Regions from separate parts of the Homo sapiens genome. Here region 2 is linked to region 1. Evidence: read pairs that join two places in POLR2A ChIA-PET (ENCODE). Cell type or tissue: Panc1. All regions are shown on one strand. Links, peaks and the distances in the headings refer to the core of each region. The heading gives the core; the rest is flanking DNA. Region 1 holds the start of INSYN2A (inhibitory synaptic factor 2A). Region 2 overlaps DOCK1 (dedicator of cytokinesis 1).

Evidence for each region. ChIA-PET counts read pairs that join two places held together with the same protein. Peaks named below come from ENCODE experiments on the same cell type or tissue, not always from the same donor. Only the 100,000 strongest peaks of a DNase experiment are listed, where the experiment ranks them.
Region 2: POLR2A ChIA-PET joins it to region 1 with 19 read pairs; 2 of 35 experiments call an interaction of 5 or more read pairs at or near these places.

What each region holds. Positions count from the first base shown.
Region 1 is chr10:127,189,399-127,201,732 of GRCh38, forward strand. All of the region lies in intron 27 of DOCK1 (dedicator of cytokinesis 1), which reads left to right. INSYN2A (inhibitory synaptic factor 2A) reads right to left here and starts at 7,193. Exons shown (of 6, transcript NM_001039762.3): 1 at 6,599-7,193; 2 at 3,207-3,332. In Panc1, for the core only: CTCF peaks have their summits at 9,125 and 9,326; no DNase peak of the experiment used is centred there; H3K4me3 peaks cover 1,416 bases; H3K27me3 peaks cover 1,258 bases.
Region 2 is chr10:127,240,179-127,252,512 of GRCh38, forward strand. It overlaps DOCK1 (dedicator of cytokinesis 1), which reads left to right. Exons shown (of 52, transcript NM_001290223.2): 28 at 7,830-7,931. Among named protein-coding and RNA genes, the nearest start is that of INSYN2A, 50 kb to the left of the region's middle. In Panc1, for the core only: CTCF peaks have their summits at 3,531 (motif pointing right) and 3,750; a DNase peak (open chromatin) is centred at 3,563.

The sequences.
Region 1 (12,334 bases), core at 1,677-9,676:
GTCTGAGGCTCCAGTGTCCAGCCACCTGCTAACTTCTGTCATTCAGCCTCACCCTGGGTGTTTTTGCCACATGGACAAATGTGATAGACACAATAAATAAAGTAGATATATATTCAGAATAAATATTATATAGCAAGACTAAAATATAAATAGCAAGTGCAAAACAAATTAAATGAGGATATGAATGACTTCAGTGAAGCCACTGAGCTAACAACTACCTTTAAAACTAAAACAGTAAGTAATTGAGAAATGCAGTTATCATTGGGCAAGAAGTCAAATGAAAAATACGGTTTGAAAGTGAACAGCATATTTTCAGCATTCCTTTAAGTTCACACAGTACGTTTGCACATGGCACATTATCTAAGCTATGGGAGTCTCAAGTGCACGGTTAAGTGGACACTGTGCAGTGTGATTTACGCAAGGAAAAAAAGACAAAAATAATCTTTATGCAGCGCTGTCATTGATTTTTAAAATGATAAATTGGTGGGTCTGGCACAGAGATCAATGGAGTTGAAGTCACGACGTCAAATTGAGATGTGAGGTTAAGGCTGAGAGACAGACATCTCCTTCTCTCATGCTGGCCCGATGAACTCTCCAGTTTTTTTGGTGAGCTCTGGTGAAAACTCTTTTTAACCCAGAATGTCAGCATTTGGGTTATAAGAACATTAATTTATCTGACTGCAGTGAGATACATTTTCTCAATTCTCCTTATTTGCTTCTTTTACCCTAATACTAGGTCACCAAATTCAAAGACATTCTTTCTCTAAAAACTCAACTTCTACCCAACTGAATTTTCACCAAAGGAATCGCTGAGGTTGAGTTTGGTGGTAAAGAACCCAACCCTTTGGTGCTTTTTTCTTTTCTAAACACTGCATGGCCAGACGTCAGTACTGTTCAGCCCTGGAAGCCGTCTTCCTCTTTACTGCCTTCTCACGGTGTTTCCTTTAATTCCTGCTACACAAAAAGTTACAAGTGGAAATGGAAGAAAACAATTCTTTCCCAATCAGGATTCCCTGAGTTGGTAGCAAAATCACTGGCTAGGTTTGTGTTAGTAGCCTCATTAAATATTTATTAAGCACCTGTTATAGATACTACTATGCTTAGTCATTTAAGGATTTGCGCTGTGAATCGCTTCATCCAATTTCCTCCTATTTCAAAGTATTTCTTGTGGACATTCTAGGACGTAAGAGATAATGAAAAACTTATTTTTTAAATAATATTTCCAGTTGAAAATTCACACTCAAATATTTAATAGAAATCCTATCTTCCCCCCCCCCCCCCCCCCGTTCCTGCTGGCTCCCAGATTTCTGTTGCCATTAAAATCCCCCACCGCCTTGCTGGCCTTGGGTAGCATCTTTAATCCCTTCTTTCTATCTTGCCACATTACAAAGACTTGTCTGCCAGAAGGTTTTACTCATAGCTGCCCCCTAACTTACTTCCCAGTGCTACTGAGACTGGCACATTCTCATCTGTGACACCTTCTCAACTGGTCTCCAACTCCTCTCCTCTGGTTTGCCTCTAGTTATACCGCCTTAATCTTCTGAGAATATATGTTCTTGTTTCAAACATCAACAGAGGACCCTCTTGCCCTGCTGGTTCCTCCTCAAACTGACTCCAGACTATGCCTCCACTCTCTGATTCCAGCACCTCAACCTTTGCTGAATGTCACTTCTCACTCTTCCCATACAAGTCTGTAGCCCTGAGCACCCTACCACTTGGCTTAAGCTCCAGGACTAATGTCTGCTGGGCTCAGGAGTGCAATCTCAAGCATCACCCACGAAGTGAGCCGGGGCATCACTCTCTGCCTGTAATCTCCTATCCTGATTCTACCTGGGAGTCTTTAGGCTCCTGCCACTTCCTTGCCACCTCCTCCCCTCCTCCTGGACTTGAGCTTCTTGGAGTCCTCTCACTTGGTCTTGTAACACCTTACACATTGCCTTGGCCACTGCTGCAACAGCTCAGTACATATCCACAAATCAGAAGTCCTCTCTGAACAAAGCCATCTGCATATCCATCTACCTTCCCTATGCTTGCCCCATTTAAAAATCCCAGGTTTTATATCTTTGCTGCATTTTTTAAGGATGCTAAAATCACTTACTACAAAAATAAGCAGATTTCACTGTACAAAATGCAGGTAGTAAGAGGTATCTAAAATGTAACCACTAAGTACACATAGAAAAGATTTTTAAAAACATGAAGAAGGACCATTGACAAATACAAGATCCTTCCTAGAGAAGAACAAGGGTGGGGGATCTCACATCACCAGTGGAATGACCTAGAAACACAAAGACTGCTCAATTTCATTAAGGTTGGCAGTGAATAGGATATAGCCCCATGCTGCTTCCTCAACTGAACAGCTGTAAAAAGGCCCTCATGCCATCAGCCTGTGCTTTTTCCTCTTTCTCTCTGGGATGTGCCTGTCCATGGAACCCCTGCTTTGGGATATAGCTGTGATCATCTCTGCTGAGATGGAGTGAGAGCAACTTTTATTTGCAAGGCTGCCTGTAGTATTTTCAGCATTCCGTAGCCTCCTTCCCATGTCTCTCATATGTTGTAGTTTACTGCATTTCATTTCATGGCCAAAGCTAGATTATTAAGGGCTGAACTGGAATTTTCCATATTAAGTAGAATATAAACTTCAACAAGCATTTTGATATGGTGGGGTTTTCTTTTGTTTCTTTACCATTCTATTGGATAGAATAGTATAATTCATATGAATGTATGCTGTGCAGAGATGTAAGACTCTCTTCTTTTCTTTTTTTGCTCAAACTTCCTAACAGCAGGATAGTGTGGTAAAGAGAACATGTCTATGGATGTGCAATACTTTGAATAAACAGTTCAGTGCTCTATAAAATAAATATTCACAAATAATGACTTTGGGGAGAGTTATTTCCAAATCCCTTTGAAATATGTTGTTAGCCAAAAGGTTTATAGAGTAATTTAGAATCATAATTCCTGCTTGTCCCTAATATCTGCTGTTCTACATTCAAGTTAATTTTCTCTCAGTCCCAATTAGAGCTGGGAATACATACTCAGCAGAAAGAGACACATTTGTCAGGTTAGAATGTTTTGTTTTTATTCAGGTAGTGATTTGTCATCTGATAACATCTTTATACACCTCAAAGTCCCTCAACCCATTCATTATGGTTTGAATAATGTCTAAAGCACGTACGACTCAAATGCACACTGAATATCCTGTGACTTACAGTAGAGGGGTCTCTGAAAGGACTTGAATTTGGAGCCAGGAAATGTCTCTGAAGTTATGGTTTTTCTCAATGTGAGAGGTAAGATCCTTGGTTGCCTGGAGATACCTTAGTTAGTGCCTTCAGGATCTGAAACAGACACATTATCACACATGGTCCAAAGGTTCAAACCTATCCTTTCATGGCTTAGTGCTTAACACAAGACATTGTCCAAACAACTTGTTTACAGCAATCCTGTCAGGGTCCCTATAGTTTGGTTCCTGCAAGTCTGTATTCTGTCCTTAATGTATAAGAACAATGTACATTTTAAATAAACTGATTAAAAGTCATGAAGTTTCACTACATATATATCATAGGTTAGCTCCAGTATTGGAATAAAGACTTCTCTCAATGTTTGTATGAGAATTTCATGGTAATGAAAGTGTCGTCATGTAGTATCAATCATATTAAATTTTGCTTTAAAATATTGAAGTCACCCCATAATGTTATGAAATATTAAAATCAAATATGTGAGACAAAAAAGGATCTGCTTCATAAATCATGCCAGCTAATTTCTGGTTGGGGAATGTAGGTCTCCAACCAGTGGAATCATGGTGGGGAGGGGTTGTGGTGCTTCACATTTATGAAAGACTGTTGAAAATGACGATGACACTGGTTTTATCTGGGGAGTTTTTATGACCTCACACTCCCAGAATGACGGTGGTTTGCCTCAAGTATGTAGAATTTGCCTGCCTTCCCAACTGAGCTTCTTGGATGCTATGGACGCGTTGAACAGCATCCTTCACAAGCGTTAAAATCCGTGGTGAACCTGTCACTGCCCTCCTACGTAAATATCTGACCACAGAGCTGCTGCTTTGGGAGGTAGCTGTGATCATTTCTGTATCATGAGTCTCTGAGAAGCATAAGTCACCTGCTTCTCATATTCCAGAGTTCAGTAGTTGTCTCTAAATGAGATAGCCATGGCTGGGCGCAAACAAGAGAATACAAATGTCTACGTGAACGGGTCTGTCCTGCCACTCCACTGCGATCCGTTGTTATTTCTGAGAATCATTTTGATTTTTGGACTGCTTATTTCAGTGTGTAGGAGTCTTCCTTGTAGATGAATGCCTTTCACGTACAAGTCTTTCTCTTATTTATTGATTTATTTAAAAATTTTTCCCTACAGAGGGAGAAACAAAACACAAAAATTCCCTTTCCTGCCACAGGGGAAAACAACTGTGGCAAAACAGAGAAGCCCCCGAAGTAAACAGAGTAATAGAGTACCCAGCCTCCCATAGAGCTTGCAGAAATCTCATTGTGCAGACATGGAGCTTCCCAGCTTTTGCCTTGTTAGCCTATTTCTTAACCAGTAATTCTGTTTCTTAATAGGATAAAGGGCCTGACTTACATGAAAGCTCAAAGTCTTAATCACAATGATAAAATACAAAGTCGTGGCAACTGTAATAAGTTTAAAGACATATGTAGCTTTTCAAGGACATCTTGTCTTTAAGGAAAAGTCTTTCATTTAGCTAAAGAAATTAAACTGAATTGTTTAGTCTTTTAAACAAAATGATGAATTTAGTGAAGAAAACAAAACTCTCCATGGCTAATGTAATTTATGCAAAATCATGCAATTAGTGATAGCTGTGCTAGACTTTTTCTTTTCCTTAACCAAATGCGCCTCTAATAAAACCATCGTGAGGAGCAGTGCCATCTAATGTAAGTAGTAAACATGGATAGTAAATGATTAATATCTGGTGAGGCATGCAGATGGCAGGACTTCCATTTTTTCTTTGAGCTCCTTGTGCATGTTTGCTAATCATTCTTGCAAAAAAATTGCAAAGATAAATATGAACTTTCAAAAGTAACATTCAACAGGATATGAATGTAAGAAATAGTACAGTGTGGGGGAATAGTAAAAACCAGCACTTTCCGCCTCTGCATAGTGAAATGACGGTAACTTGCTGTAGCGTAAGCTTAATAAGGGTTATATCATTTTCATGTATGTACTACTCTGGGAATGGCCCGGGTCTTGTGAGTGGTATTTTTTCATCAAGTACCCAGCCAGCGCAGTCACTCTGACAGTCCCCCCACTGAGATAAGGCATGGAAAGGTAACCCTCTAGCAAGTCCTCGTTGAGGGGGGAGCGTTCAAGTGCACAGACGTCTACCCTGTGCTATCCTGAGCTGTAGTCTTCTGAAATGATCGTTTGGCTTCCCAGCCAAGGCAGGGCTCCCCCAAAGTTCATTCCCACTCTTGCAGTTTCACCTCGGGATGCTTCCGCAGAATTTCAGCGCCTAAGCAGACAAGGTCAAAGTAAACCGCTTCACCGCTGCTTCTGGCGCAGGGGCCCAGAGCGCGTGCAGCTCCCCAGCACAGACCAACAGCAGGAGAGGGGTCCGGGCGGGAGCCCTGGGCTGTAGATAAGCAAAACGCACCCATTTTCTCTCCTATTTACTCCAGAGGCACCTCTCCTCCCCCACTCCTGGCATCTCTTTATCACTGGCTCCCTCTCCCTGTGGCATATTTTTGGGTAGTAGAATGCTGAGGTCACAGGGAGCGGCTCTTTATCCAAGCAGTGGGGACATCAGCCTGGAGCCCTGAGCATGAACCAGCAAGATGCAGACTCTCGCTCTTGACTTTGGGCTCCAGGAGCTGCCCCGACCCCGGGCTGCCCGCGGGCTCCCTCCTCCCTCCTGCCCTCGCCCGCCAGCTCGCAGTCTCTTAGGTCTGCAGCGTTGGTTGGTTTCCCACGCCTGTCCCGGTCTGACTCGGGCTGCCAGGCACCGGGAAGCCCCGCGGCGCCGACCCCAACCCGCAGCCCCGGGAAGGTGCCAACCCCAGCGAGTGGAGGAGACGAGCATTTCACGTGGGCATCTGCCTTCACTGCTGCTCGCGCCTCTCCTCAACGGCCGGCGTCAGGGCCCCTCTGTTCCAACTCATCCCCCCCCCGAAGTTAATCAGCCGTACTTGTACTTTCCAGGGCGCTTTAGTTTGGAAAATACTTAAAAGCCTCGAAACCTTCCGGGGAGACGGCCGCCCCCAGATCTCCCAGTTTTGCCTGGCTAGGGCTGTCGGGCGCTCACGAAGCTGTGGCGTCTGTCTGGAACCCACATCGCAGAGGCGCAGCCCCGCTCCTCCCTGACGTCGCCAAAGTTGCCAGACGCCCCTCAGCGACCCGGTCGCGCCAGATGCAGTTGCATAACCTTGCCCCCCACCTGCGACCGCACCGGGTCCGCTCCCGGCTGCACCGGGGTGTCCCGGCCCCGGGAGCCGCCGAGTTTCCGGCCAAGCCGGTTTGGGGCCGAGTGTGTGCGCCCGAATCGGGGTCGGCGCCCGTCCCAGCGGTGCTCTGCCCGCGGCCAAGTACGACGGGCGCGGGGGCGCGGGAGGAGGGCACGCGGGGCTCCGCTTACCTTCCGCTGCTTACAGATAAGTCGAGGTCGATGCAGCGCCTGGCTCGGGCATGTCTCGCTGCGGACCCTGGCAAGCCTGGGGCGGCACGGAGCACTCCGGACAGGGCATCCGCGGCCAGACTCGCCGCGCTCACGCGGAGGAAGCCTCGGCTCCGGGGACTTGGCCCGCTGCGCGCCTGCTGCCCGCCCCCTCCACCGCTGCCGGCCCGGCCCTGCTGGCCCGGCCGGCCCCCGCGCCGCAGCTCGCGTCGCTCGCGTCCCTCCGGCCCCGCTTAGCGACGCGCGCGGGGAGGCAGCGGCTGGGCCAGCTCCGGGGACGCCCGCGCGCTCGCTTGCTCGCGACGCGGCGGAGCCAGCCACAGCCACCCGGCTTCGCGCTCCTCCGATGTCCTCATTTACTGCAATTGTCTTCGGCGAGATCTCAGAGCCAGGGCCAGGAGGCGGGGGCGGGGCAGAGGAGGGAGCAGGAGGGAAGTCCTTTCCGCTGCTCCAGGTCCCAGCTACTCCGCGGAGCCGGGCGGCCAGAGGCGAGGGCGCCCCAAGCCGCGCGCCTGCCGCCTGTGCGCCCGGCTGGCACCGAGGCGGGCGGAGCCCCGGGCCCCGCGGGGCGGAGGTGGGGCGGGGGCGGCGCGGGGCCGGGCCGGGCCGGGCCGCGTGCGTGGGGTGGGGGATAGGGAGGGAGTGGAGGAGCCCCCTCCCGCCGCCGCCAGAGCTGGAGGAGGAGGAGGAAGAGGAGGAGGAGGTGGAAGGAGCTGCCGCCGGCTGCCGCCGGCTGCCGCCTGCGCGCGGGGCTCCGCCACAGCGCGTCCTCCGGGTTTCTGGGCTGCAGGCGGCGCTGCATGGCCCGGGAACTTGTTGAGTCTACCCTGGAGCCGCCTCCGGAGCAGCTGGCGGGCGGGGGACTCCGTGTGTTCTCTCAGGGATGGGGGGTCGCTGGGGACCCTGCTGCATGACTGTCTGCTGTGCCAGCCAGCCTGGCCCGGCGGGGCTTTGGGAAGCCAGGCTTGAAGGGTGCGTGTCTTGTAGGTGCCTGGCCGCTCACCTGCGGATGCTGCCTTGTAGAAGCAGGAGTTCGGGGATCCTTTCAGTGCTGGCTCCAACCTGGTGTCAGCCTCTCTACATGGGGACAGGAGGTCCTATGAGTGGCCTGAGGACTGAAGTGGGAGGGCCTGCCTGGTAATGTTGCATGCTGACATTTAGGGACACTCCAGAGCAGGCGCCACTGCCACTCCTAGCCAGGAACCCTACCCCCCATCCAGAGCACACACCACCCGTCAGCAGAAGCCACAGGGCGCAGAGGCTGAGTTCCTTTGTGGCAGAGTAGAATTCTCTTGGGAGAGGAAAAGACCTAGGATGCACACGGAGCTATCCCCGCCCTTAATTTCCCACCCACCAAAGAGTATTGGGTGTTTTGAGCTCAGAGCAGCAGACCCAGGGGCCCCTCTGATGCCTGTCAGGCCCTGGGGTCTGGGCCAGGGACTAAGCAGCCAGCCGAGTGCAGGGCTCCTGGCCCCCTGGATTTGCTCCTAGAATGTAATGTAAAATGTAAGTAGCCACATTTATTAGTCTGTTTCTCAGGAAAGGTCAGAGAAGTAGTGGACCCCAGGGAAGGGACAGGCTTCGGAGAGGAAATTGGGAGGACAAATGGAAAGTCCCTTCACCCACCCACCTCTCCAGACACATCAGTGGGCAGTGAGACCTCTTTGCCTATACATCCCTGAGTCTCTGCACCTAGCACCAGCTCTGTGCCTGTGACCAAGCCATAGCTCCATCCTTGTTCGCTGAGCTGAACTGAGCCTATCACTGCCTTATAGAGTGTCTGTTTTTTATAAATGACTTTATACGAAATACCTTCTTTGTATGTGGATGCTTTGGGCAGTGTGTCCAGACATTTCAGAAGAAAAAAAAATCTAAAATGTCATCTATTTCCCTCTTTACCCCGCAGCATCCTTTGGTATACAATTTTGCCAGCCTTGGGGATCCAGATATGCCCAGGACGGGAGTCCTGAGCCTGTGGATCCAAACTCTGCCCACCTCACTCTTCTTGTTGTTCTTCTTAACTCAGATCCCCCAAGCTGATTTTCCAGCTTACCAGGGAGGCTGTTGGGAGCTGGCTGGAAAGAGATGCTTAATTTTGTGTGAGCAGTATGGAAACTGCAGTCCCCTCTTCTGCCTGGAAGGGGCCTGGGAAGGGAATGTATAGGAGTTGGGGACGTTTAAAACCAGATAGGAGAAGTTGCCACTCTCCAGCATGTTCCCTTGGGGATGTGCTGTTGCAGCTGTGGGCTCCAGTAATTTTCCCAGTGGTCTGGGGAACTTCTGTAAATCTTACTTTATTGGCAATCCATAAAATTGAAATCTGCCTTCCGTCTTTTAAAGTGACTGTAAATAAAGCTGCCAGGAAACTTGGGCATTGGGCTGGTAGTATCAGAAGGCTGAAGTTTTCCGGGACCAAGAGTGAAAACAGGTCAACATAAATGCATGCCCAGCAAGGCAGTGCTCAGCCACAGGTGGCACTGTGAACTGGCAAGAAAACAGCTCCAAGGACAGTGCTATCTGAGATTCGCATGATGTATAACTCCAGGAAGAAAATGGAAAGCCGTAATTGGCAGGTTAGAAAATCCACTTACATGAAGAGGAGAGTATAACGGAATTCTGTAGCATCATCAGGACTGCTTAGAGTTGTTCAATTGTGTAGTAGACTTACAGTTGTTTTGCTAAGTCTATTAAAATCATTGGCATCGCTTCTTTTTTTTTTTTTTGAAGTAGGAAACCATTTACATATTGTAGTGCTTAAGTGCATGTCTTCAGCATCACAAATCAAAATATTGGTGAAAACTTGCCTCACCTTACCTTTGGCTCTGGAGAGATATTCCACATGGGTGAGGTGTGTGTCATCATGCTCCAGGCTTTAAAGCAAGCATCATGCTGGGGGCTGGCTGGAGAGAAGGGAGTTTCAGCCATCTTCCTGCCCACAGATCCCTCTTGCATTTTTTTTTAATAGATGGGATGTAGGCATATTTTTAGGGTCTAGAATGAGTCAATATGCTCGGCTTCCTCAGGAAAAAAAAAAAGTGAAACTTGATAGATTCATTTTAGGAATCAATTGGTATTGGCTTTTTATATTTTGCTTAAGATTTTTGTTGAAAAAGATAGACTTGCAAAGGAGAAAATAGCTACTTTTCAAGTGGGATTTCCTAAAAGCAGAGGAATAAAAATAAGGGAAAGTTCAAGACGGCTAACTAAGCAAAATATCCACGTCTCTCTTCTTTTGCCTTCTTCTTGGAATTGTGCAGGGGTTGTACAGAGAATTGCTGGAATTCCACCCCTATGGTATAGTGAGTTTGAGGTCTCAATTTCCACATTAAAAAGTCAAGAATATACAAGTCAAACATGTTCAAGAATGTTCATAACAGGTTTATCTATATCTGTTCCAAACGGGAAATAATCCAAATACCAGTCAACAGTAGATAAAGATTTCTTGGTTCTTCGTATAGTGGAATACTAGACAGCAACCCAAAAGCACTAACTGCTGATGCATGCTTTGGCATGGAGGGCTTCTACAAAGGTGCAGAACAAAGGAAGCCAGACGCCCAGTGTTTATGACATGATTCCCTTTAGATGAAGTCCAAGAATGCGACAAAGTTATCAATGGTGGAAAATATCAGAATGGGGATTACCTTTGAGGCATACTCGTTGCCCGGGACCACAGCAACTTCACTGGTGCTGGATCATTCTGTCTCCTGCACTAGTTGCTTATGCAGTTTTCCACCTATATAGAAATTCATGGAGATGCTTCCTGTCTCAGTGTGACCTCATTTGTCTGAGCATCATCACTGTGTCATTGCAATGTCCACATGCATGCTCCCCAATAACCCTTACCCCTCAGTGAACCAGTGTATCTGTCAGTGTGATTAACCTGTATCCTCTCCAGTGTGCAAGGCAGGAGAAGAGAAAAGTGTCTCCAAACTAGCAACTGCAGAAGAGGAGCCTTCCAGTTTAGCTACACAGCAGAACTTCCTTCTTTAGGAGACTGCCGATGAAACGCCTGCCCTCCCAACTGTCCGATGTCGCTGTGACAGAGCTCGCTATGGACGTGAATTTTTCTTTCCCATGTCTTTGTTACACAAAAGCGGTCCCGATCCAGATCCCAAGAGAGGGTTCCCGGATCTCACACAAGAAAGAACACAGGGCGAGTCCACTGTGCAAAGTGAAAACAAGTTTATTAAGAGAATAAAGTAGTGAAAGAACAGCTACTCCATAGACAGAGTGGGACATTCCCAAAAGTAAGAGGAGGAATGCGTCCAGCCTAGGTACAATACTCATATATATGGGGAGCTCTGCTCTGCTACGAGGGTTTGTGATAAAGGATTAAATTTCTTAATTATTATATTTTGCAAGAATCGATATTATCTGTTTTCGTTTTTGTTTTTGTTTTTGTTTTGGAGACAGAGTTTCGTTTTGTTGCCCAGGCTAGAGTGGCGTGATGTCAGTTTACTGCAACCTCCATCTCCCATGTTCAAGCAATTCTCGTGCCTCAGCCTCCTGAGTAACCTGTAACCACGCCTGGCTGATTTTTTGTATTTTAGTAGAAATGAGGTTTCACCATGTTGCCCAGGCTGGTCTCCAACTCCTCAGCTCAGGCAATCCACCCATCTCAGCCTCCCAAAGTGCTAAGATTACAGGCGTGAGCCACTGCGCCCGATATTATTATCTTTAAAGTAAAATTAGGAACGCCTTTGTTCTCAGGATGTCTGGATATTAGGACACTCCCAAGTCTGGGTCTGTTTAGTAAACATCACCAGTGTGTTCCCTTAACCTTAAACATCTAGAGGTGAGGAATGCCTAACTTTCTAAGAATGCAGCCCAGTAAGTCTCAGCCTCATTTCTCTAGTCCTCACTCAAAATGGAGTCGCTGTGGTTCGGATGCCTCTGACATCTGCATATTCCAAAGAGACTCATAGATGAGCCCAACCTAAGTCTGTGATGGGCAGGTTACACCCGTCAGTTCAGAAGCTGTGGTAGCAGATCAGCCAGTGCTCAACGCCTACGAGGGAAAAGTAACTCATATCGCCTTCGACCTGTAGGGTCGAGATCATTCCCTTGGGGACACTTTAGCCTTGTCTTTCAAGAACAAGACAGACACAATCCTCAAGGTGCCCCAGTGGGGCCTCCTTTTCTGCCGAGAAGCCCTGCAGGAAGGCTTTCTGCATCATTCCCCTTGTCATATTCTGCTCGAGCCTTCACTCTCCTCTTTCTGGGCTTATTTCTGGTTTAAGACTCTCGCTTTGTGTAAAGCCCCTTGCCCGTGGCTCTTGCACGGTCCTGGCAGCCGAGCCGTGTTTCCTTCTGGTGGGAACCAGAGCTGTTTCTGAGGTGCTGGTCCATGTTCCAGGGCCATGCCACTCCTCTGGCTTTCTTTTCCTTTCATGGTAAGAAACTAGAGATGGTTTATTGGCCTGAAATACAAATTTGTTTTGGAAAACCTGAGCATCGTGAGGACTCGTTGAGATCCCTGGCTTTCTATGATGCATCATTGTGAATCTGATTTATCCACAGAAATGGAAGGTTTTCCTTTTGAAAGAGAGGGAAGTAGCTCTAGGTTTTTGTTTTTTTCTAATGCTCCCTGCAACTGAGGCAGTGATGTATGGGAATAAGGAAGAGCAGGCGTGCACTCTGGCTCTCCCCTCTCCCCTCACAATCCCTCATTTTCAGGGCTCTGAGCAAACCCCAAGG
Region 2 (12,334 bases), core at 2,315-10,314, 51 kb after region 1:
TTTAAGATACAGGTTTAATTTTGTTGTTAGTAGTTCCAAATAGCTAAAAGATGACATTAGTGTAAGTTATTTTCTGTTTTATATAGTTTTGGCTTTTTTTTTTTTTAACAAACATTCCTCACTCTAAAGTTCTTTATAAAATAAAGAAATTGTAATATTTGGGAGATTAAATGAGTAAAAATTAATTATATATTGAATAAAGGCATCATGGGAATGAATTCATCTTTAAATGAAAAAAGGAACAATTTCACCATGGGTTGTTTATATGGGAAAGGTTTTATGAGTTCACTGATGAGAATGGACACCCATTTTCCGGTGAGCTTCAGTTTTAACAATAATACCTGAATCAGCCTTTTTATTATGTCTTATGCTTAATCAAATATTTAATTAATAAAACGTGACATACTTTTTGAGGGCACAGCGATGACTCCTGACATTCAATGTATGCGGCACTGCACACTATCCTCTGTCCTCATTTTACAACATCGTTCTTTCTATATTTTTAATTATTCTTTCTTTCTTATACTCCCCGCCCCCTTAATCTTAAAAGGATTTTGAGGTAGCTTTAAAGAAATTCTATATAATATGAAAACACATGTGTGAGAAAATCAAAGCAACAAGGAGAAGCTATCTCATTTCTATTTCAACAAATATAAGTGAAAGAACAATGTTACAAGGATTATAGAATTTTGCAAGATTTTTCCAAGTATGTTATTATTTTAAATCTGAGAAATATGATAGTTATAAGGGCAAATCGTTTGACTTGTCCTGAAAATCACTAAGCTGGGGGAGGAATATAAGGAAGATATGATGATCATGAATATAATCTCATATCTACCTGAGGATAGTAATTATAGTTCTTTGGCTGGGCGCGGTGGCTCACGCCTGTAATCCCAATGCTCTGGAGGCCAAGGCGGGTGGATCACCTGAGATCAGGAGTTCGAGATCAGCCTGGCCAACCTGGCAAAACCCTGTCTCTACTAAAAATACAAAAAATTAGCCAGGCGTGGCATACCTCTAGTCCCAGCTACTCCGGAGGCTGAGGCAGGAGAATCACTTGAACCCAGGAAGCGGAGGTTGCAGTGAGCTGAGATCGCACCACTGCACTCCAGCCTGGGAGACAGAGCAACCCTCCATCTCAAAAATAATAACAATAATAATTATTATTATTGTAGTTTTTTTACTTCTCTTACATTTTCTAAATGTTCTTCCTTTCCTCTGGGTTCTGTTTTTGTTTGTTTGGGCCTCCTTTATTAATGCTGGATGAATTTTTTTCACAAGGCCCAGTACTCTTGCTCAGACCCTCTGTCTCCAAGTTTGTGCACAGAGCATGGAGGCGCATGGGCTTTCCTGCATGGCAAGCCTGGATGGGCTGAGCTGTCATACTTTTGGAACCTCCATGCTTAGTATTAGTGCTTATGTTCTCTTTGGCTGGTCATTTTCACCAAAGAGGATTCTTCTGGTCTTCTTTCTAGGTTTGGTTTGGGACTAAGGTTAGGAGGGGTTAGTTTAAGCCTCCTTGCTGATATGCTGGGAGCTGAGCAGAAAAGAGAGAGGGGAGTATACTGTTTGGTTTGACATCAAACTAAACAGGTGTTTCTTCCAGGTGGTTCTTGTCATTTTCTTCTGCTTTTCAGGTACCTCCCTTGTCCAGAGAGTAAACATGTGGTCCTCTCCCCAGGAGTGAGTTGGAGAGCCCCTCACTGGACATGCTGGGCATAGGCAGACTGGATATAGGGTCACATTTCAAAGCCATCAGCACTGTTGTTTTTCATCTCACATGTAGCCTCCTGAGTACCTGGCACCCTCCAGTTTCTGGGCCTTCCTTGGGTTTTGCACCAGGGATTCACAGACTTCCTGTTAAATGTCACCACGTTCTTGCCTTGAGGGCAGTTGGTACCCACTCATCACCCTCTTTCCTGCTTCCAGAATTCTCTTGTCTTTAGTTGCATCTCCTCAGAGTCCCCTGGTCCTTGTGGGCTTGTGCAGTTTTAATATGTGCCTTACTGTCATTTAATGTGAGGAACTGGGAATGCATGTTTTAAATAGTTTCTAATTTGTGATGTAGGCAACCCCTAAGTATATTTTGAAAAACTTCAGCTCTGTGCAGACTTTGCAGGAGTTTGGGGCTAATTTATAACATTTTGAGGTTTTGTTTGTTTTTTGGACTCCCTGTTTTTCTCTTTCATATTTTCTCACAGAAAATACCACCTATGAACATTTTGCCATTGGCTTTCCCTCTACAAAAGAGAAAGCCATTGTGCTCTGTTGGCCTTCTATCTTATCAGCTCTAAGAACTCACTCATACTTGGATTTATTTCAAATCATTTTAAAGAAGGACTTGACTCTCAGTTACATTCCCTTTTCCTATATTCTCTTCTTCATAATATTGCTTTACAGTATTGATTCTTTGGCTTGAATGCGCCCCAAAAGAAAAATCATCCAGAAGTCATCACCATTATGTTTTTTTTGTTGTTGTTGTTTAGTAATATATTTTAAAATGTTACTGGATAATTCATTTTCATTGCTTTTTATGATGATTATAAGATGGGTTTATTTTCATTAATATATTTGAAATTTAAGCATTTGAGTGAGATTTCCTCTTCAAAGTCCTTGCCTTAGTGAAAACACGGTTAAACTTTGTAACAAGACCTCAGTTGAAATCATGAAGCATAATCCCGGATTCAGTCTTCAGGGTTCTCCTTTTATTGAAACCGGGCACCTACCGTCCACACTCGTCACTCCTGTGTCTCTGTTTACAGCTCCAACAGCTTCTGAGGCTGGGAACTGCCCAGAGATCCTTTGGAATTTAGAGAACTTAGAAGAACGTTAAAATTTCTGCCTGTGTTGTGTGTCCCAGAGAGCAAATCTGTGCTTTGTACAAAGTGTGAGCTCCAGGGTCGATTGAGACAGCTCTTGTCTGGCTGATGAAATTACCAGGAGCAATTTTATACCCTGCTATCCAAGTCACATGGCTAAGTCCATTTTTATTACACCTTCACAGCTCCTCAAGAATATGAATTAAAACCCTTTGGATTTTTTTCTTCTAATTCATACTTAGACCTTCCACTAGGCATAGTTGACAAAGGCACTGTTTAAAAGATATGTCTCATCCTGAGTTTCCATTCACCAGTCTGTGCTTTTGTTAGCCTTTTGTTTTTATATCCTGCAATGACATCCTGCATTCAACTTGCCTGTCACTGAATGTCCCCCTGCTCCACCACCAGCACCCCATTCTACCTGTGCTGTTTTCCTTCTACTGAGACTCACTTCCACCTGTGCCCAGTTCCACCTGCCTTTCCTTCTACCCAGCCTCAGTTCTACTTGTGCTCAATTCCACCTGCCCTTCCTTCTACCTGTGCTCAGTTCTACCTGTTCTCCATTTTTCCTATCAACCTACCTAGTGAAATGGGGGCCCAAACACATTTAAAACTGGGGCACTGAGGTACTTCCAGGAGGGCTGGGGGTGTGCGGGGACGACTTCTGTCCAGGGCTCCCTCCAGGAGCAGTGCCAGGCAGTAGCCAAGGCCACACCAACAGGGGGAGCCCTGCGAGAGAGATTTTTTAAGACAGGAGCTTAAGAAATGGAACTAGATCAGGGGCAGGCAGGGAGAGTTTGTCCCTCCTGCCAGATGGATCCTTTTCTTTCTGGACCACCTTTAAAAATATTAACATACTTTCTCTTTATAAAAACAATCTGGGCTTAGTCTCCCTCCACTCATGACTATCTGGTATCTTTTCTAGTCATTTTTTGTTTTTCTTGTACTATATATTCTTTATATTGGTCAAATGTGTATACATAATTACTGCAGTTTTCCTCTTCAATTATTTTCTCATGCTATTAAAATATTCCATATTTGCATAATGTTTCTTGATTTAATGGTTGCACAATATTTCATCATAACACAAGTTATGATTGCTTGACTTGCCAAATAAAAATATAGGACCCCCAGTTCAGCTTGAACTTCAGGTAAACAACAGTTTTTTTTTTCTAGTATATGTATCTCTCATGTAATATTTCATTGCAACGTTTGGGACATATTTATTTTTCTTTGTTTATCTGAGATTCAAATGGAACTGGGCATCCTGTACTTTATCTTGCAACCCTACAAAATATCATATTATTTACACAGTTTCTTGTGGTGGATGTTTAGAATTTTCAGCAATGCTATGGACATCTTTGGGTATGAAATTTTCTATTTTGAATTACTTCCTTTGGTAGATTATCAGAAGTAGAATTACTTAGGAGATGAGTATTTATTTTCAAGACTTTTCAAACCTATCTCCAAATCACTTTTTAAAAAGGTTATAGCAATTTATGTTCCCACCAACAGCACACAAGAGTCCTCGTTCCCTGCACCCTTGCTCACATTATCATCATTGAAATACTTCTTTGCTATTTTGGCAGGCAAATAATGATGTATCATTTTCATCTTTGATTACTAATGAGGTTCACTTTTTTTTGTTGTTTATTAGGCATTTAGTGTCCTGGTTTTTAAATTTTCTGCAAGTATATCCTGACTTCTGTGGCCCCATTTTGCATTGCTTTGAAGTTATAAGGAATATGTCTTATTTTTACTTATTGACTTATTTTTACTCAGCTGCTGGTGCTGGAGCCTAGTCCCTATGTTCAGGCTCAGGGATGGTTCTGCACAGTGGCTTTTGCTCCCAGCCTACCTGCTAGCCTACCCATTGTCTAGAAGATAAAAGCTTCATTTAGGAGTCATCTCCCAAATGCATTTAAAATAAATCAGTTAAAGCACAGAATAGTAATTTTCTTCTGAGCACACAGAATTAAAGTTTTATTTTCACAGAGCTCGCTCACTTTTGTTCCTAATAAATGACTGGTTTCAAAAGGCTTCCATAAATACCCGTTTTATCCACCCTTATAAGCCCACAGATATGCTGCAGGGTTCTGCTGTGTTCATGGAAACCATAAGGCTTCATGGTATCTGCAGTATTTGCCCAAAAAAATACTGATAACCCAAGGATGGGACTCCATTCCCAAAGGGCAGGGAGGAAGGGGAGGGGCATTTCAGTGAATTTTAATATGCAGATCATCCGTTTCCTAATGGAGTTCATGCTTCACCTTAGAGCTGAAAAAGCAAGACTTACTTTCGCTAAGAAAGGAAAGACTGAACGATGCACATGACTTCTGGAACATTTCCTTAAGTTTGGTAAAGAGGGCACGCACAGTGCCCGGCAGCACCGCCTCTAACTTGTGGAGATGGCCCATCCTTCTGGCCCTTCTGGGCCTCCTGTAATTAATCCCCATCGCAGTTAAACAAGGGGCCGCGTGGTTGCCTTCTCTGATATGCTCTTCCAGAGAGACTTCCCCACGGGGCATTTACATCCTCCCAGGACTTGTTTTATGGAAATTGCTGTGTTCGCTTCAGTTTTTCGTTTTCTGTGTTACAACGGTTTTGGCATTTGTTGCCTTGCATGAATTTCTCCGCATGACGTGACAGTCTGCTGCCTGAATTCAGTATGTCCACGTCACCTGTTCACGTCATCTGGCCTGAGTCTGGCTGCACTGATGTTTCTCATTAGTGTTACTCTGTGCTCATACCCTCAGCATTTTGAGACCCCCTCAAGGATTATGCTTTTCTTTCTACTTTCAGCCTGATCATTTAAGCTAAGCACATTGATACATTGCTTCTGGTGATAAATAGCTGACTTTGTGATTTCATTTATTCTAATGTGTAAGTCTCCATTGTGTAACTGGTTTGACCTGCAGAAAATTGATTTCAGCACCTACTAGGTTCACCTAGGCTGATATAGGCCTCTTCTTCAGCGGGAAAAGCTCCTCCTCTCAAGGGGAAGAGTCCGGGTCAGCGACTGCATCAGGGTCAATTGTGGGCAGAGTACTTCGAAGCCTCTTCTTCCTCACCCTCTTCCAGCTTTCTCTGATGACTGCAAGCGTAGAGGAAAGTGAATCTCTACCTTGTGTTGGTCATCAGAAGTGGCTTCAGATTCCTTAGAGGAAGAGTTAAAATGTGCATCTGGATGAGGGGTAAAGAAATGAGGTCAGCCAGTAAGTACCTGTCTTATAGTCCTAGAGTACAGCCTCCACACCCAGCTTTGCCATTCACTCCTTCAGAGAGTGAAACCTCTAAGCCTCAGTTTCACTGCCTGTAAAGTGGCACAGGAAGAGAAATTTGTGTGTGATTGAAAGAGGTCGTATTCTATTAAAGTGACAGTGTTGTTATTAAGACGATTATCCACGGGACACATCTCATTGTCATAAGGAGTAGACAAGATACAAAGGCAGCCTTTCTTGAGCTGAATGGTATGCCAAATATTTATATGTTTCAAAAGTTCACAAATTTTGCCATTTTACTAATCATTGCCTCAATGGAAAACAAGCATTATTTAGCTGTTTCCCTGAACACCAACTTGGAATCTAAATCTCAGCAATTATCATCATTCACAAATAATTTATATTTCTGGGCAAATGGAAGATATCATATCATCATTATTGTGTTTGTTCAATTTGAGTAATGCGTCCTTCGAGGACTCATTTGGAAGTAGATATGTGTACTATAGGTATAAAATGGATTGGAGAAAATATTGGATTTTAACATTTCACTGTAAAGCCTGTATTCCAAATTAATATAAAAGACATTTAGGCATTCTGATATATTGCTGGTAAAAGGAGAGTTAGTAAAAGAATGCAATTTGAGAGCTCATTTAATAGAGAAAAAATAGGGACATGTCTCAAAGTGTGTTTCATGCTATAATTTTACCAAACTTGTACTGGCTTAATGGGAAAAAATATATATCCTGTGTTTCTTAAAATGTCATTAACTTAGGGGGCAATATTTAAAAGCAAGGAAGGCTTTACAATGTTGTTAGCTACAAAGCCTAGCAGTGAGCAATTGCAGTTAATGGCAACAGAACTGCCTAGCTCACAACCCGCCACCAAAGCAAACACCCTTCAGGGCACGCAAACAAACGTGTGCACACCCACGTCCACACACATACTGGCTGCCTCCATTTGCAACAGCCGGAGAGACGTTTCAGCTTTGGCCCTTTACCTTCCCCATTCTTGATTTTCTGTGTTGCTTTCTTTTTTCCTCCTTCTTTTCCTTTCCACCCAGCTCCGTCTGGTCTGAGAAACTCCCAGCTCTCCCACTTGACATTCTGATGAGCCCACATTCCTCCTGTCCTTCTTCTCGGGGAGGAGAATTGGGCCATAACTCATTGTGGAGTTGTGGTGATTGCCTCCACATCGGGCACAGGGGGATACAGGCTGATTTTGAGAAATTAGAGGCCTTTCTTTGCCATGGCCCAAGAGGAGAGGCTGCACACACATTTTGCCGGATAATAAGGGCAGCAAGTTTCCAAGAGAGCACAAAACAGAAGTTCCCATGATTTCCATCCTGTCTTTAATTTTCTTGTATTTAATGCAAAAGTATTTCAAGCTTATTTTTCCAGTCTGGACAACCCTGTATCAGGAAACACTTGAGGTATTAATAGTTAGAGAGAATAAAATACAGCCCTGAGTGTGAGTGCACCAGTGTTTCTCATTCATGTTACTGTGTACTCATGTCCTCAGCATTGTGAGACCCCCTCAAGGGTTTTGCTTTTCTTTCTACTTTCAACTTGATATTCTAAGGACCCCCTACCAAAAAACATTCCTGAGGTTGGAAGTGACCCATGCCTTATGCTGATCTTCCCTGAGAGAGGGGCAGCAGAACCCAGGGCTCCCTGCCCATGCCCCGTTGCTTCTCCCTGACAGTTTCAAGTCCCAGAATCTGGGATGATTTCGGCTTTTCCCATGAGTGTTGCTCTGTCTCATCTAATTCTATCTTTTGATTCATTTACAGGGAAACTTCGTGGCTTGCATGACAGCTATTTTACGACAAATGGAAGATTACCATTATGCCCACTTGATCAAGACTTTTGGGAAAATGAGGACTGATGTGGTAGTAAGTGTCCCTTTCACCCTGTTCACATAACCATGTTTTAGGGCCAGCACTTTAGACAAAAGCCTGATATCAATATATTCATTTAAAATAGGATTTTGCATGAGAACTTGTCTCTGATTGATTTCAAATGCCTCCTGGGAAGGTCTGACTGAAGCCTTGTTTCTAACAAGACAAGGGTCCGGACTTGCAGACTTGCTTCTAGGGCTGAATGGAGAATGACTCAGGGGCTGAGCCCAGGGAAATCTCTTGTCTTTCTTGGTGACAGTTTCTTCTCCTGTGCTTTGGGATAATTGGAAATTTGGAGATGTTATCCATGGATAGTCTCCCATTAACTCCTATTCATTTATTGGTTGACTTTTTAATAGCAGAAGCCAGAGTGACTTTTCAGCTTTAAGTTGTACTCCATTATTAATTAGCTGTAATCATGGAAGCTCATCAGCATTTCTCCAAATAATTCTCTAGTCATCCTCAGTAAAACTATGATACAACTTAATTAGGAAAAGTATAACAGAGGGGAATTTATTGCTTATGAACTACCTCCCTAATGACCTGAAATTACATTGCCATATGGCAAATATCCTCTGCAAAGCTGCAACCAAACTTGTTGGCAGACTTTGTGATTACATGTTGACTTGAACTCTAAGATTCCATTTCTAAGGATCTGTAAGGTCCTGTAGAACAGGGTCCCCAATCCCTGGGCCACACAGCAGGAGGTGAGTGGTGGGCAAGGGAGCATTAGTGCCTGAGCTCTGCCTCCTGTCATATCAGTGGCTGCATTAGATTCTAATAAGAGTACGAACGCTATTGTGAACTGTGCATGCGAAGGATCTAGGTTGCATGCTCCTTATGAGAATCTAATGCCTGATGATCTGAGGTGGAACAGTTTCATCCCGAAACCTGCCCCACCACCCCCTGGTCCATGGAAAAATTATCTTCCACGAAACTGATCCCTGGTGCCAAAAAGGATGGGGACCGCTGTAAAAGAATACTCATAGATACCTGCAGAACATGGCAGTGTACTAGTGTTTCTAGAACAGGGGTTGTTGCACTTGACATGTACCTTATTAAGAAATGGGAAGAAGAGAATGATCTGTATGAGTTTTTTCAAAGGATTATTTCTAATACATAATTTTCTTATTGTTGCCACTATATATATAATGCATAGTTTTCTTATATATCTATAGTGGCAGCAATAAGCAAATTATGTATTAGAAATGATCCTTTGAAAAAATAATATTTTTATACTTATATATACATATATATACACATATGTACATATATACACACATATATACATATATATATACATGTACATATATATATACACACACACACACACACACACACACACACGCAGTCGTGTGTTGCTTAACAATTCTGCCAAATGCATCGTTAGGCAATTTCATCATTGTGCAAGCCTCATAGTGTGTACCCTTACTTAAACCTGGATGGTGGAGCCTGCTACACACCTAGGCTAGATGGTCTAGCCTGTTGCTCCGAGGCTACACACCTGTACAGCATGTGACTGCACTGAATACTATAGGCAGTTGTAATACAATGGCTATGATGTCACTAGGTGATAAGAAGTTTCAGTTCCATTACAATTTTTGGACCACTGACATATACACAGTCTGTCATTGACCAAAATGTTATTACGCAGCACGTGACTGTACTTCAAGATTTCTAAGGAGAACAAAAATGGATCTAGACCTTAAAGCTCTAGCAGTTTCCTCTAAATAAAAGTAAGGGAACAAGAATATGTATATGTTTGTATTTCTGTGTCTGGTTTTCCCTGAATATTAATAAGTAGTTGATAGTAGGAGTATATTCAAATGTGTAACCTGTATCCTGTTTATATCCCATGACTCTTTGGAAATCATGGCATAGCGAAATCAAATTTTACATTTGTAACATTTTATTCCATAATTGAATCTAAACTACACCCGACCCCCTGCTTTGGTCAGTGTAAAGCATAGTTGTAGCTTAAAGCTAGAGGAACAGTTTTGCAGATAACGTTCCAGGTTGAATAATAAAGTCTTCAGAAATAGAAGAATTACTCACCTGGAAAAGTCAGGACTCCAATTAGTACTTTGCCCTTTTTCAGAACAATCACTTCATAAAAGTCCCCACGTGCAAACATGTAATCTGAACTATTAAGTGCTGTAATTGATAAGGATCCTTCAAGGTAAGTGAAAAGCGATGATGCCGAATGGCATTTAAAAATTACTGTAGCTTGCTGAATTCCAAGTGTGTGCCCTCTGTCTTTGCTCACATCCCAGGATCAGATGTTTACTGTGTGTTGTGGTCCCAATTTCCCAGGGGATGTTTTTCCATAGACACAACAGTTTAGAAAAATCAATGATTTGTAGACAATTTGACTTCCATTAAGAAATGATGTTGGCCGGGCGTGGTGGCTCACGCCTGTAATCCCAGCACTTTGGGAGGTGGAGGCAGGTGGGTCACCTGAGGTCAGGAGTTCGAGAACAACCTGGCCAACATGGCAAAACCCCGTCTCCACTAAAAATATAAAAATTAGCCAGGCATGGTTGGGGGGCACCTGTAATCCCAGCTACTGGGGAGGCTGAAGCAGGAGAATGGCTGGAACCCGGGAGGCAGAGGTTGCAGTGAGCCGAGATCGGGCCACTGCATTCTAGCTTGGGCGACACAGTGAGACTCCGTCTCAAAAAAAAAAAAAAAAAAAAAAAAAAAAAAATGACGTTTGTGGTTTTTTATACCACAAATTTAGACTGGAAAGTATGTGAACTTTTTTACTGTTGTTAATCTGACAGAACTTTTGTAAAATGTGTTTCTGTTTGTTAACTATACCGAGTATATGACTGTTTTTCAACTCTGACAACGATTTTTTTTTTGAGACAGAGTTTCACTCTTGTTGCCCAGGCTGGAGTACAATGGTGCAATCTCGGCTCACCACAACCTCCTCCTCCAGGGTTCAAGCGATTCTCCTGCTTCAGCCTCCCGAGTAGCTGGGATTACAGGCATGCACCACCACACCCGGCTAATTTTTTTTGTATTTTTTAGTAGAGATGGGGTTTCTCTATGTTGGTCAGGCTGGTCTCCAACTCCCAACCTCAGGTGATCCTCCCGCCTCGGCCTCCCAAATGGCCTCCCAAAGTGCTGGGATTACAGGCATGAGCCACCACGCCCGGCTTACTCTGACAACTATTAAATAAAAGATTATTTTGTACAGAATTATTTGATGTTATTTCGTATTTCAATATGAAAGTGGCCAAAACACTTTCCATTTTTTTTTAAATTTTATTATTATTATACTTTAAGTTTTAGTGTACATGTGCACAATGTGCAGGTTAGTTACATATGTATACATGTGCCATGCTGGTGTGCTGCACCCAATAACTCGTCATTTAGAATTAGGTATAACTCCTAATGCTATCCCTCCCCCCTCCCCCCACCCCACAAGAGACCCCAGAGTGTGATGTTCCCCTTCCTGTGTCCATGTGTTCTCATTGTTCAATTCCCACCTATGAGTGAGAACATGCGGTGTTTGGTTTTTTGTCCTTGCAATAGTTTACTGAGAATGATGATTTCCAATTTCATCCATGTCCCTACAAAGGACATGAACTCATCCTTTTTTATGGCTGCATAGTATTCCATGGTGTATATGTGCCACATTTTCTTAATCCAGTCTATCATTGTTGGGCATTTGGGTTGGTTCCAAGTCTTTGCTATTGTGAATAGTGCCACAATAAACATACGTGTGCATGTGTCTTTATAGCAGCATGATTTATAGTCCTTTGGGTATATACCCAGTAATGGGATGGCTGGGTCAAATGGTATTTCTAGTTCTAGATCCCTGAGGATCTAGAAGCCACACTGACTTCCACATTGGTTGAACTAGTTTACAGTCCCACCAACAGTGTAAAAGTGTTCCTATTTCTCCACATCCTCTCCAACACCTGTTGTTTCCTGACTTTTTAATGATTGCCATTCTAACTGGTGTGAGATGGTATCTCATTGTGGTTTTGATTTGCATTTCTCTGATGGCCAGTGATGGTGAGCATTTTTTCATGTGTTTTTTGGCTGCATAAATGTCTTCTTTTGAGAAGTGTCTGTTCATGTCCTTCGCCCACTTTTTGATGGGGTTGTTTGTTTTTTTCTTTTAAATTTGTTTGAGTTCATTGTAGATTCTGGATATTAGCCCTTTGTCAGATGAGTAGGTTGCAAAAATTTTCTCCCATTTTTTAGGTTGCCTTTTCACTCTGATGGTAGTTTCTTTTGCTGTGCAGAAGCTCTTTAGTTTAATTAGATCCCATTTGTCAATTTTGGCTTTTGTTGCCATTGCTTTTGGTGTTTTAGACATGAAGTCCTTGCCCATGCCTATGTCCTGAATGGTAATGCCTAGGTTTTCTTCTAGGGTTTTTATG